2 separate regions of the Homo sapiens genome follow, and region 1 is linked to region 2. A link is a loop called in an ENCODE intact Hi-C map of the cell type or tissue named here. Cell type or tissue: IMR-90. All regions are shown on one strand. Each heading gives the region's core, and the rest is flanking DNA. Links, peaks and the distances in the headings are about the cores only.

The links. Hi-C counts contacts between places; a loop is a spot of excess contacts. Peaks named below come from ENCODE experiments on the same cell type or tissue, not always from the same donor. Only the 100,000 strongest peaks of a DNase experiment are listed, where the experiment ranks them.
Region 1: a loop joins it to region 2, with 20 times the contacts of the local background. A loop is called at or near these places in 6 of 110 quality-filtered maps.

What each region holds. Positions count from the first base shown.
Region 1 is chr2:227,881,814-227,887,194 of GRCh38, forward strand. DAW1 (dynein assembly factor with WD repeats 1) reads left to right here. Exons shown (of 13, transcript NM_178821.3): 2 at 3,538-3,610. Among named protein-coding and RNA genes, the nearest start is that of DAW1, 13 kb to the left of the region's middle. In IMR-90, for the core only: a CTCF peak has its summit at 2,791 (motif pointing left); a DNase peak (open chromatin) is centred at 2,768.
Region 2 is chr2:227,127,391-227,132,771 of GRCh38, forward strand. All of the region lies in intron 4 of COL4A4 (collagen type IV alpha 4 chain), which reads right to left. Among named protein-coding and RNA genes, the nearest start is that of COL4A4, 34 kb to the right of the region's middle. In IMR-90, for the core only: a CTCF peak has its summit at 2,601 (motif pointing right); a DNase peak (open chromatin) is centred at 2,621; H3K27me3 peaks cover 2,161 bases.

The DNA of each region.
Region 1 (5,381 bases), core at 144-5,143, 750 kb after region 2:
GCAATCTTGTCTCACTGGAACCTCCACCTCCTGGGTTCAAGCGATTCTCCTTCCTCAGCCTCCCAAGTAGCTTGGATTACAGGTGCCTGCCGTCATGCCAGCTAATTTCTGTATTTTTATTAGAGACGGTGTTTCAGCATGTTGGCCAGGCTGATCTCAAACTCCTGACCTCAAGTGATCCACCTGCCTTGGCCTCCCAAAGTGGTGGGATTACAGGCGTGAGCCACTGCACTTGGCCTCTGCCACATTCTTTCTCAATGGCTCAGTGCTTTTGAAAAGTAAATAGAGTGTTTTGGCAACATTTCCTATTTTCCCTTGATCTGAAATACTGCTAGAATTATATCTGTTATATCAAACTATGGTCTATAGCAGTGATTCTCAAACTGTAGAGGACTCCTGGGAACCCTTGAACACTTTCAGCAGGGTCTCAAGGTCAAACTTATTTTTCATAATAACAATAAGATGTTACTTCCTTTTCTACACTGTGCTGACATTGTCACTAATGGTGCAGAAGCAGTGGAAGGTGAAACTGCTGGTGCCTTACTACAAATCGAGGCAGTGACACCAAACTCTAATAGTGGTCACTGTATTTATTCTTCACTGACACACACTCACAATAGGAAAACATCAAAAAAATCCCAACAGAACAACCTAGTTTTGCTTGAGGATTTCCTTGATGAAGCAGTAAAAATTATTAATGTAGCAAAATATTAACATAGGAGTGCATGTATTTTGAGTATTCCAGGTGATGAAATAGGAAGTACTAAGAAAGCACTTCTGCTCTACAGTGAAGTCTGATAGTTGTTGATATGGTTAGGCTTTGTGTCCTCACCCAAATCTCATGTTGAATTATAATTCCCATAATCCCCACAATCCCCACATGTCTAGGGAGAGACCAGGTGGAGGTAATTGGATCAGGGGGAGGTTCCCCCATGCTGTTCTCATGATAGTGAGTGAGTTCTCACAAGATCTGATGGTTTTATAATTGTTTGGTAGTTCCTCCTGCATTCATTCTCTTCCTGCCACCTTGTGAAGAAGGTGCCTTGCTTCCTCCTTTCCTTCCACCATGATTGTAAGTTTCCTGAGGCCTCCCCAGCCATGAGGAACTGTGAGTCAATTAAACCTCTTTCTTTTATAAATTACCCAGTCTTGGGCAGTTCTTTATAGCAATATAAAAACAAACTAATACAGTTGTCTTAAGGAAAATATAGGTGGTTGCTTGAATTACGAGATGAACCAACTTTTTTTCATGGAAAAGCATTTTTACTTGAAAGAGTGACTGAGAAACAACATGGTTTTCAGACTCAGACATTTTGGCAGACATTTTCTTGAAAATGAAGAATGTGAGCCCACAACTTTCAAGCAAAAATACCAGCATTTCTTGCTAGTGATGTATTTTAGCTTTCAAGCAAAAAGTATAAGTTCAGAAAACTTTTGTTTACCACCATAATCTTGACAGCTTACCAACAGTAAGAGTTTTCTTATGATAAAAATTGGTAGTGAAAATGGTAAATGTTACTTTCTGATATTGTGTGATGAAATATGTCAACAGTTACAATATATGCATAACTTAGTAGATCAGTATTTTTCAAATGTCCAGTGCATGATTATGCATGGACCATGCATGAATAAAAGATCCATCAAAAGTGTGAAATAGACCAATGAGGTTTAATGCAAGTATATGGAAAATTCACTAATATGGTTTCAGATTCTATATTGCAACTAATTTTAAGAAGTTACCATTTGTTGAGTTTTAATATCAAAAAATGTTCACAATGATATAAAAAGGCAATTATAATACTCCTTCATTTTTCAACTATGTATCAGTGTCTGACTACATTCTTTTCTTATACTTTGTCTAAAACATTTAGCAGAAGCTTGAATGCAGAAGCAGAGATGAGAATCCATTGTCTTAAGCCAGATATTAGAGATTTGTTAAAGTATAAAACAGTGCTACTCTTCTTACTCTTTTTAGGGGCAAGAAAATATAGTTATTTTTACAAAAACTTTATAAAAATAACATGCTATGAATTACTGTTGTTTTAAAACAACTTAATAAATATTTAAAAAATTTCTCAATTTTAGTTTTTAATATGGAAAAAAACCAAAAACTCTTTGGTGTCCTAAATAATTTTTAAGAGTGTAAGGTGATCCTGAAGCCAAATTTTTGAGATGTACTAGTTTATATCCACAGGCAGAGGCAGTAGAGTAAGGTGGTTAGGAGGCTCTGTCCAGTTTTTATTAGCGCTGGGCTGTTCGGATGGAATATATTCTATGGATCCATCTTCAAGTTCACAGATTCTATTCTCTGTCATCTCTACTTTTGAACTCGCTTAGCAAGTTTTTTATTTTCATTATCATATTTTTCAATTCTATAATCCTCATTTGGTTTAATAAATATTTTCTGGGATTTTCCATTTTTTCATTTGTTTCAAGTGAAATTGTAAATGATTATTGAAGGATTTTTATAATATCTTCTTTAAAGTCCTTGTCAGATGATTCCAACCTCTGATTCATCTTGGTATTGGTGTTTGTTGATTGTCCTTGGTATAATAGGTGATTTTTAAAAAATTGTATCCTAGACGTTTTGATTATTACGGGGATCCTTGATCCTATCTAAACCTTCTAATTTGGCGAAATCTGCTTAGATTTGTCATATGTGCTCTTGGGCTACTTTTGCGGGCGTTGGTTACAATGGTGTCTGTAGTTTCCTAGGCTCTTGCAATGTTACTGTCCTTTGTTTTTTCGGGTACTGCTAAGGCTCCTGCTCAGTCACTGCTGGCGCCACCTGCAGGGCGCAGAAGGTACTTCCCTAGTAGGCCTGCTGTCACTGAGTGGCCTTCCTGGTCACTTCCCGGCCTGATTATGCTGCTGGCTGGAAGGCAGGGAAACGCAGGGCTTTGCTGAGGCTGCCTCAGTGCCTGGTTGTGGAATGAGGTCTGAGACATCCCTGGATGTCACCGTTGCCCCTTTTGCAAGTGGATAGGACTGTCCACCAATGGCCTGGCTGTGGAGTGGGGTCTGGGAGGTCCCAGGACTTTGTTGATGGGGCTGCAGCCAGATCCAACTGCCTGCTGGGGCCCAGAATGTGCACTGGGAACTGGAACAGCCCCAAGCTTCCACTGGGGGATCAGACTGCTTGCAGGGGCCCCATTTGTGGGTCAGGGAATAGGGCCCTCTTGTCCTAGTTTTGGGGTGTGGAATGCGGTGATAAAAAGAAAATCCGGGAATCTCACCATGTAGTCGTTCCTCAAGCCCTGAAACCTATAGCCAGTCTACCTTCTTCCATCCAACTTTCTATTATTTTTTCATTGTCTATTGGACAATTTCAAGGGTATTTAGTTATATTTAGAGGGAAGGACCAGGGAAAAGTTTGTCTACATGATCTTGTTTTGGAACTAGATATCACTGCTTATTTTTTGTTAAAAAATTAAAAATTTTAAAAATAAAAATGGAAAAAACTGTGGCAAGGTAGGTTAACTTTTGACATAGGTGGTTATCGTAAGTGTTTTATAACATGTTTGTTTATTTCTATAGGAATTATGTTGGAATATGAAAAACATGGAGAATTAAAGACTAAGTCCATAGATTTGCTTGATCTTGGTCCCAGGTAAGTAAGCTGTAGGATTCAACAAATAAATGTTCACTGGGAAGCCTTGACACAGAGTGATGTGTGGATGAGCTGCATAAACTGCAGATAATACATTATGTTTTAAAAATTGTTCTTCTGTGGTGTGTTAGTTTCTGTTTGTTTCAGGGAGTTGTATCTGAGGGTCTTGCTGAATGAAGAGGAAGTGGGAAAAGGGTTATCACTCTTTTCTTTTTTTTCTAAGGTCTTAAAAAAATAAACCTTTTAGTTTATGATTTTAGAAAGGCCGTGAAGGTAGAGTTTCCACACCCCGATTCCCCTGATGTTAACATCTCAGATTAGCGGTGTACATTTATTAGGATTAATGAACCAGTATGATACATAATTATTAGCTAAGGCCCACTTTATTCAGTTTTTCTTAGTTTTTCCCTAATTCCTTTCTTCTGTTCCAGGATTCCATCCAGAATCCTACATGACATTTAGCCATCATGTGTCCTTAAGCTTCCTTAAGCTGCGACCGTTTCTCAGACTTCCCTTATTTTTGCTGACCTTAATTTCTTTCTTTTTCTTTCCTTTTTTTTTTTTTTTTGAGACAGAGTTTCACTCTTGTTGCCCAGTCTGGAGTGCAGTGGCTCGATCTCGGCTCATTGCATCCTCCGCCTCCTGAGTTCAAGCGATTCTCTGTGCCCAACCAGTGACCTTTACATTTTTGAGAAGTACTTGTTACTGAGTTTTAAGAATATTACTGAGCCTGTTATTTTCTTATTAAATACTTCATAGGGCTGACTGCATATGTTCCTCCTCATTAATTGTCATGGGGCAGAAAAGGGAGACCTAATCTCTATTACTGAAGCTTGGTATTAGCCCAGAGGAAACCTCTTGTGATGTAATAACACCCAGAGTTCATTCTCTTTAGTAAATCTAATGCAAATAGCTGGGCGTGGTTGCTCACACTTGTAATTTCAGCACTTTAGGAGGCCGAGGCAGCAGGGTCACTTGAGGTCAGGAGTTCGAGAGCAGCCTGGCCAATATGAGGAAACTCCGTCTCTACTAAAAATACAAAAATTAGCCAGGCATGGTGGTGCATGCCTGTAGTCCCAGCTATTCAGGAGGCTAAGGGAGGAGAATTGCTTGAACCCAGGAGGCAGAGGTTGCAGTGAGCTGAGATCGCGGTGCTGTACTCCAACATGGGTGACAAAGTGAGACTCTGTCTTTAAAAAAAAAGAAAAGAAATCTCATACAAAACTCCACTTCAAGGCCAAGGCCAAGTGTGGTGGCTCACACCTGTAATCCCAGCATCTTGGGAGATCGAGGCAGGAGGATCACTTCAGGCTAGGAGTTTGAGACCAGCCCGGGCAACACAAAATAGCAAGACTCTGTCTTTGTAAACAAACAAACAAACAAACAAACATCCTACTTCAAGAGAGAGTCAGACTAGTGATTATCCTGTGAGAGCCTAAGTTCAGATAAGGTGAAAATAATCTCAATGGGTGAAAATCACAAAAGAAACAAAACAAAAATGTTGTGTTTTAGGTTTGTGGCCTGAGACCGTAAGCAAAAGGAGCTTTCTTATATGGGCTGCTCTCTAGTTTTATAATGAGTCCACTTGACACCGTAACTGATGAGAGAGGGGCTCTCTTAATCCTGGAGTTGCTGCCACTTGAGAGGTTTGATGTTTCTGGGAGCACGTGTCTAGGGTGGGGCTGGGGCATGGCTCAGAGGATGATGGTCTATGTAGGGTCCAAGTCTTATTTCGGGTGCTTGGCACAAAGAAGGTAGTCAATTGATATTT
Region 2 (5,381 bases), core at 92-5,091:
TAGGCTCTCGGGCCAGCTGTACAAATAAAGGATGAAGGAGATGAGAGCAGACACAGAACCGCCGGCCTCCCTGTCTTCTGAAGCCAGGGCATTCCTTTAGGATTTTGTCCCTTGTCGGTTGCCTAAGTCTAGAATGTCTCTTGAACAGGGCTAAGATAAAATTACTTTTATTTCATAACAACTTAGTAAAAGAGACCAAAAGATAAGAGGGTATGTACTGTACTTTTTAAAAACCAAAATCTTCAAGTCAGCCTTTTTGGCTGGCAATGATCTGGTTGCCCCAGGGACCAAAACATATGGGGAATGACAAAAATCTAAGAAATCGTTTGTCATTTTGTCAGTAGGAGCACTAGGAGAAACACTACAAATAAACAACTACAAATACAGGTACAGCCACACTTTTTCTGCCATGACTTCCTGCTCTTTCTTAGCCAGAAGGTATAAATAAATGCAAGGTATAAATCAGTGCAAGGTATAAATAAATGAAAAACTGAACAAACAGGAAAGATGCTTTTGTTATACTAATTATACAGATTTTCCAAATCACCCTTGAACTCTTAAGACCATGACATTTATCATAAAAAATGTCACAGGAAGGGGAAGGAATGTATTTATTAGGCTTGGTTATGGATTATGTGGCTGCCATGCTCCATACCTTACCTTATTTAATGCAACCAGCAACACTGAATAGTGTAGGCTATGATCCCCATATAGATGAAGGAAGGTGTAACTTATTCAGGCTCTCACACCTAGCAAGCTCAGATTCACACCTGGACCAGTCAGTCTCTCACCTAAACCTCTCCTCTTCCCCCTACCTGAGCCTGAGCCTAGCACAATGGAGGGTTCATCCACTAAATCACGCTCATGCCATGCCCGGAGTGACGTTTCAATCCCTTCAAGCCTCTTCTTATTTTTACACTTAAAAACAGTCTATCCAGATACACTCAATGTTCTTTTATAAAGTTTCTTTAGGACACAATGTTATTAATTGAATTAATTGAATACCTCTATTTTTTGTGGTTCTCAAATTTAACTTTCTGGTCCTATCCTATATCCCCAACTGTTTTCTAGAAACTTTCTTGCATCCTCTTCCCCTGTTAATTCATCTCACACATTGGGTCAAAGCTGAGCTCAGCCCTCTGCCTCCTCCTTCCCTGTCACTGAAGAGAGTAACTCTGTTCCTGGCATCATCTAAGCTCGCCATCCAGCTGCCAGCCTTGTCACCCTCTTTCCCTCATTCTCCATGTCCTTCTCATGACCAAGTCAATCACATCTCGATTTGAACCAAAACCCAAATCTCATGCTCCCATCTTACCTTCCTCCCACTGCCAAGCACCTGGCCCATGGTCTTGTCAACTCTCGCACGGGTTCCACAAGCACCAATCTCTCGCGTCTCCTTAACCCTGATCTTCTCCCCACTGCCCCATGCAACCGTCAATGAATCTTCTTCAGTCACCCCTTTCCTGGTGTCATTGCTTTCACCAACACCTGCAATGGGGACAATCTCCTTTCCGCACACCCGCCAACCTTATTCCCTGCAGTTTCCACACCCCCACCCTCTGCCCCAATCACACTTGTTTCCATGAGGTCAGAGTAGCCTTTCTTTACCTGTAGCTCAAATTCTGCCATCCCTCCAAAAATATTATAATCATAACAGTAGCAGTAATAACTGCCACCATGTACAAATCTAGACACAACACAACAGTGTGTTAATACATTCTTCTCATGGAATCCTTACCACCCTGTAAAGCAGAAAGTCATCCCTGTATCTACGACCTCATTCCCAAAGGAGGAAGCTGAGACTCAAAGACATGAGACAAAGGACCTGAGGCTGTTCAGTTCTGACTTCAAGGTTTCTGCTTCCATTTAACTGCAGTCCTCATCAATTTCACTCCCCTCCAAACTACCACATCTACCCTAAAATAATTAATGACTAAATAACGTCATCACCTATTTTTCATTATTGCCTTGTGCATGCTACTTTGCTTAATATCTGCTTGGGGTGATGTCTTCTAGTATACTTTTTTTTTTTTTTTTGAGACAGAGTCTCACTCTGTCACCCAGGCTGGAGTACAGTGGTGCAATCTCAGCTCACTGCAACCTCTGCCTCCCAGTTCAAGCAATTCTCCTGCCTCAGCCTCCCAAGTAGCTGGGATTACAGGCGGCCACCACCACGCCTGGCTAATTTTTGTATTTTTAGCAGAGATGGCGTTTTGCCATGTTGGCCAGGCTGGTCTCGAACTCCCGACCTCAAGTGATCCGCCCCCCTCGGCCTCCCAAAGTGCCAGGATTACAGGCATGAGCCACTGCGCCTGGCCTCTGGTACACTTTTTGCAGCCAGGGATTCATGAACGTTTTTATTTCCACCTCAGCATCTTGACCACTGTCTTGCACAGTATAAATTCTAAACATATACTCATGGATTACATGATCAATTAAAACTTCCACAATTAAAATGAACAAATAAATATTCTTTTAAATATATTCATCCTTTTTATGAGTCTCATTATTCTTAATCCATTATTATTATCATTCCTTTCTTTTCTAATGCTTCCCTCCTTTTTAAGGCTTGATTGTAATTCAACCAGTCAGCCACTGGGTGACACTACAACATCACTCACGAATCCTTTGGCAGTGCCTCCAGGAGCCTCCCCTATTGCAGGAAAAAGGCCCGTTAGGTGCCAGGAAGAGTTATCAAAATAAATAACAAAAGGTGTTATCAACAGTAGACAATCCAGAGACTGGACTTCAGTGGCAGAGTGTTTTCTTGTACCTTAAAGTAACCGCACTTGTTCACAATGAAATAGGGGCAACTGAGGGATTTAGCCTGGAGTAACACTCATTCGAGATTTTCACTGTGTTCTTAAGAGGCAGCATGGTGCAGTGGGAAGAACCCTGCACTGAGAACCAGGAGACATGGCTTTGCCACTGAACAACAAGGTCACCCCTTACTCCAGGCCATTGGAGAAGGGTTTTCCCATTTTAAAACATGGCATCTGCGTCTTCTGCGGGGCCTAAACAAGGCTAAGGGCTCCTGGTAAGCTCCCTGACTAGCTCTAACCCACTCAACTCTCCCTCCTTCTTGCCTGCCCTGTTCTCCAGCATCCCTGCCCCTTGGCCTTGCCTTGATTTGCTCCCACCTGTGTCTTGTGGCCCCCTCTTCCTCCTGTTTGGAGTCTCCCCCAGAGCTCTTCAGGGCTGCCCTGGCTTCTTGTCACTTTCTCTCCAGCCAAAGCATCCATTTCCAAGTGGTCAATTTCACCCACAGACAATCCCTCCGTGTCCCTCCCTAACCCAGACCTTTCTTTCTGAGTGCCAGTCACATATCCAACTGACCACAAGCGCTGCAAGTCCAAACCTGGACTCATGATCGCCCCTGAAACGTGCTTCCTGAGCGGGCACCACTGTCTGCACAGCAGCTTACACCTCTCCTGGGAGGCCCGCATGCCTCTAACTGCCTGCCCCAACTGCGCCAGGTGAGTCTCCTCATTCCTATCAAGTCTGCCTCCCAAATATGTCCACCTCCCATCCACTTCCCTACCCTCCACACTCACCCCCTCGCTAAGCCACCAAGACTTCCCACCTGCATGACTGCAGCAGCCTCATAACAGGTTTTCCCTAACATTACCTACCTGCCACCAGCCACATTTTCCAAACAGCACCAGATCATCTTATAACATAAATCCAATCTGCTTCTTCCCTTCTTAAAATCTTTCAAAAATTTCTTATTATGCAGGAAAATCTGTCTGCTTTTTTTTTTTTTTCTTTCTTTCTTTTTTTTTTAAGATGGAGTCTCACTCTGTCGCCCAGGCTGGAGTGCAGTGGCACGATCTCGGCCCACTGCAGCCTCTGCCTCCCAGGTTCAAGCAATTCTCTGCCTCAGCCTCCCCAGTAGCTGGTATTACAGGCACCCACCACCATGCCCAGCTAATTTTTGTATTTTTTTAGTAGAGACAGGTTTTCGCCATGTTAGCCAGGCTGATGTTGAACTCCTGACCTCATGATCCACCCACCTTGGCCTCCCAAAGTGCTGGGATTACAGGCATGAGCCAACCTACCCTGCCCCTGTCTGCTTTTTAAGCTGCATTGCATGCTGCCGGGTTCCTTACCCACTGTGGTCAAATTTCTCTCTAGTCACGTTTCAGTCCCTCAAACATGCTAGCCTGTCTCCTTCCCACTTCAGGGCTCAAGCGGAGGCTGTTCCCCTTGTCTGAACACTTGTAGGGAGCTGAATGGCGCCACAAAAAAAGATACGACATGTCTTAAGCCCAGAGCCTGTGACTATTGCCTTAGACGGCAAAAGACCTGATAAAGTGAAGGTTCTTGAGCTGAAGAGTTTCTCCTGGGTGATTTAGGTGGGCCCTAAATGCTACTACATGCACCTTTATAAGGAGGACGCAGAGGGAGATTGATGTGGACACATAGAGGAGCAGGCGATGTGAAGACAGAGGCACAGACTGAAGTGAGGCCGCTAGGAACCAAGGAATGCCAAGGACTGCTGACACCAGAAGGAGTGGAAGGAGGCAAGGAGCAGGTTCTCCCCCAGAGCCGTGGAGGGAGCCTGGCAGTGCCAGCAGCTTGCTTTTGGACTTCTGGCCTCTAGAGAATACATTTCTGTTGTATTAAGCCACCATGTATATGGTCATTTGTTACACAGCCATAGAAACTGACAGAAGGCTTCTCCTTCAGACTGTGGCTAGGAGAGTTCTAATTCCACCCGGTTCAAGCTCAAGTGCTAACCCACAGCTCCCTGTGCCCTGACCCCGATATGCTCCCATGCAAAGCAAGCCAGGGCACCAAATTGTCCACCTGGGGAGGGAGCAAGGATTTTTGTCTCATCTTTTCCCTGATGTGACTTGAGCACCTCAAACAGTGCCTGGCGCTCCTCAGGCAGCCAGAAATAGTGGCCGGAGGGGAGTCTTGTCTGTCTCTCGGTTTGGCTCTGAGCTCCAGGCTGCAGGGACTTTCTTCTTTACGACTGAGGCCTCCATGGCCTGGTTGGATGCCTGGCATGTGGCAAGTGCTCAATGGTTACTTGCCGAATGAATGGAAAGCTATTATTATTGGTATTATTATTCGTTGCCATTAAGATTGTATGATAGAGGACGAGTGCAGTGGCTCTTGCCTGTAATCCCAGCACTTTGGGAGGCCGAGATGGGCAGATCTCTTGAGGCCAGGAATTCAAGACCAGCCTAGTCAACATGGTGAAATCCCGGCTCTACTAAAAATACAAAAATTAGCCGGGCATGGTGGTGTGTGCCTGTAATCCCAGCTACTTGGGAGGCTGAGGCAGGAGAATCGCTTGAACACAGGAGGTGGAAGTTGCAGTGAGCCAAGATTGCACCACTGCACTCCAGCCTGGCAACAGAGCAAGACTCTGT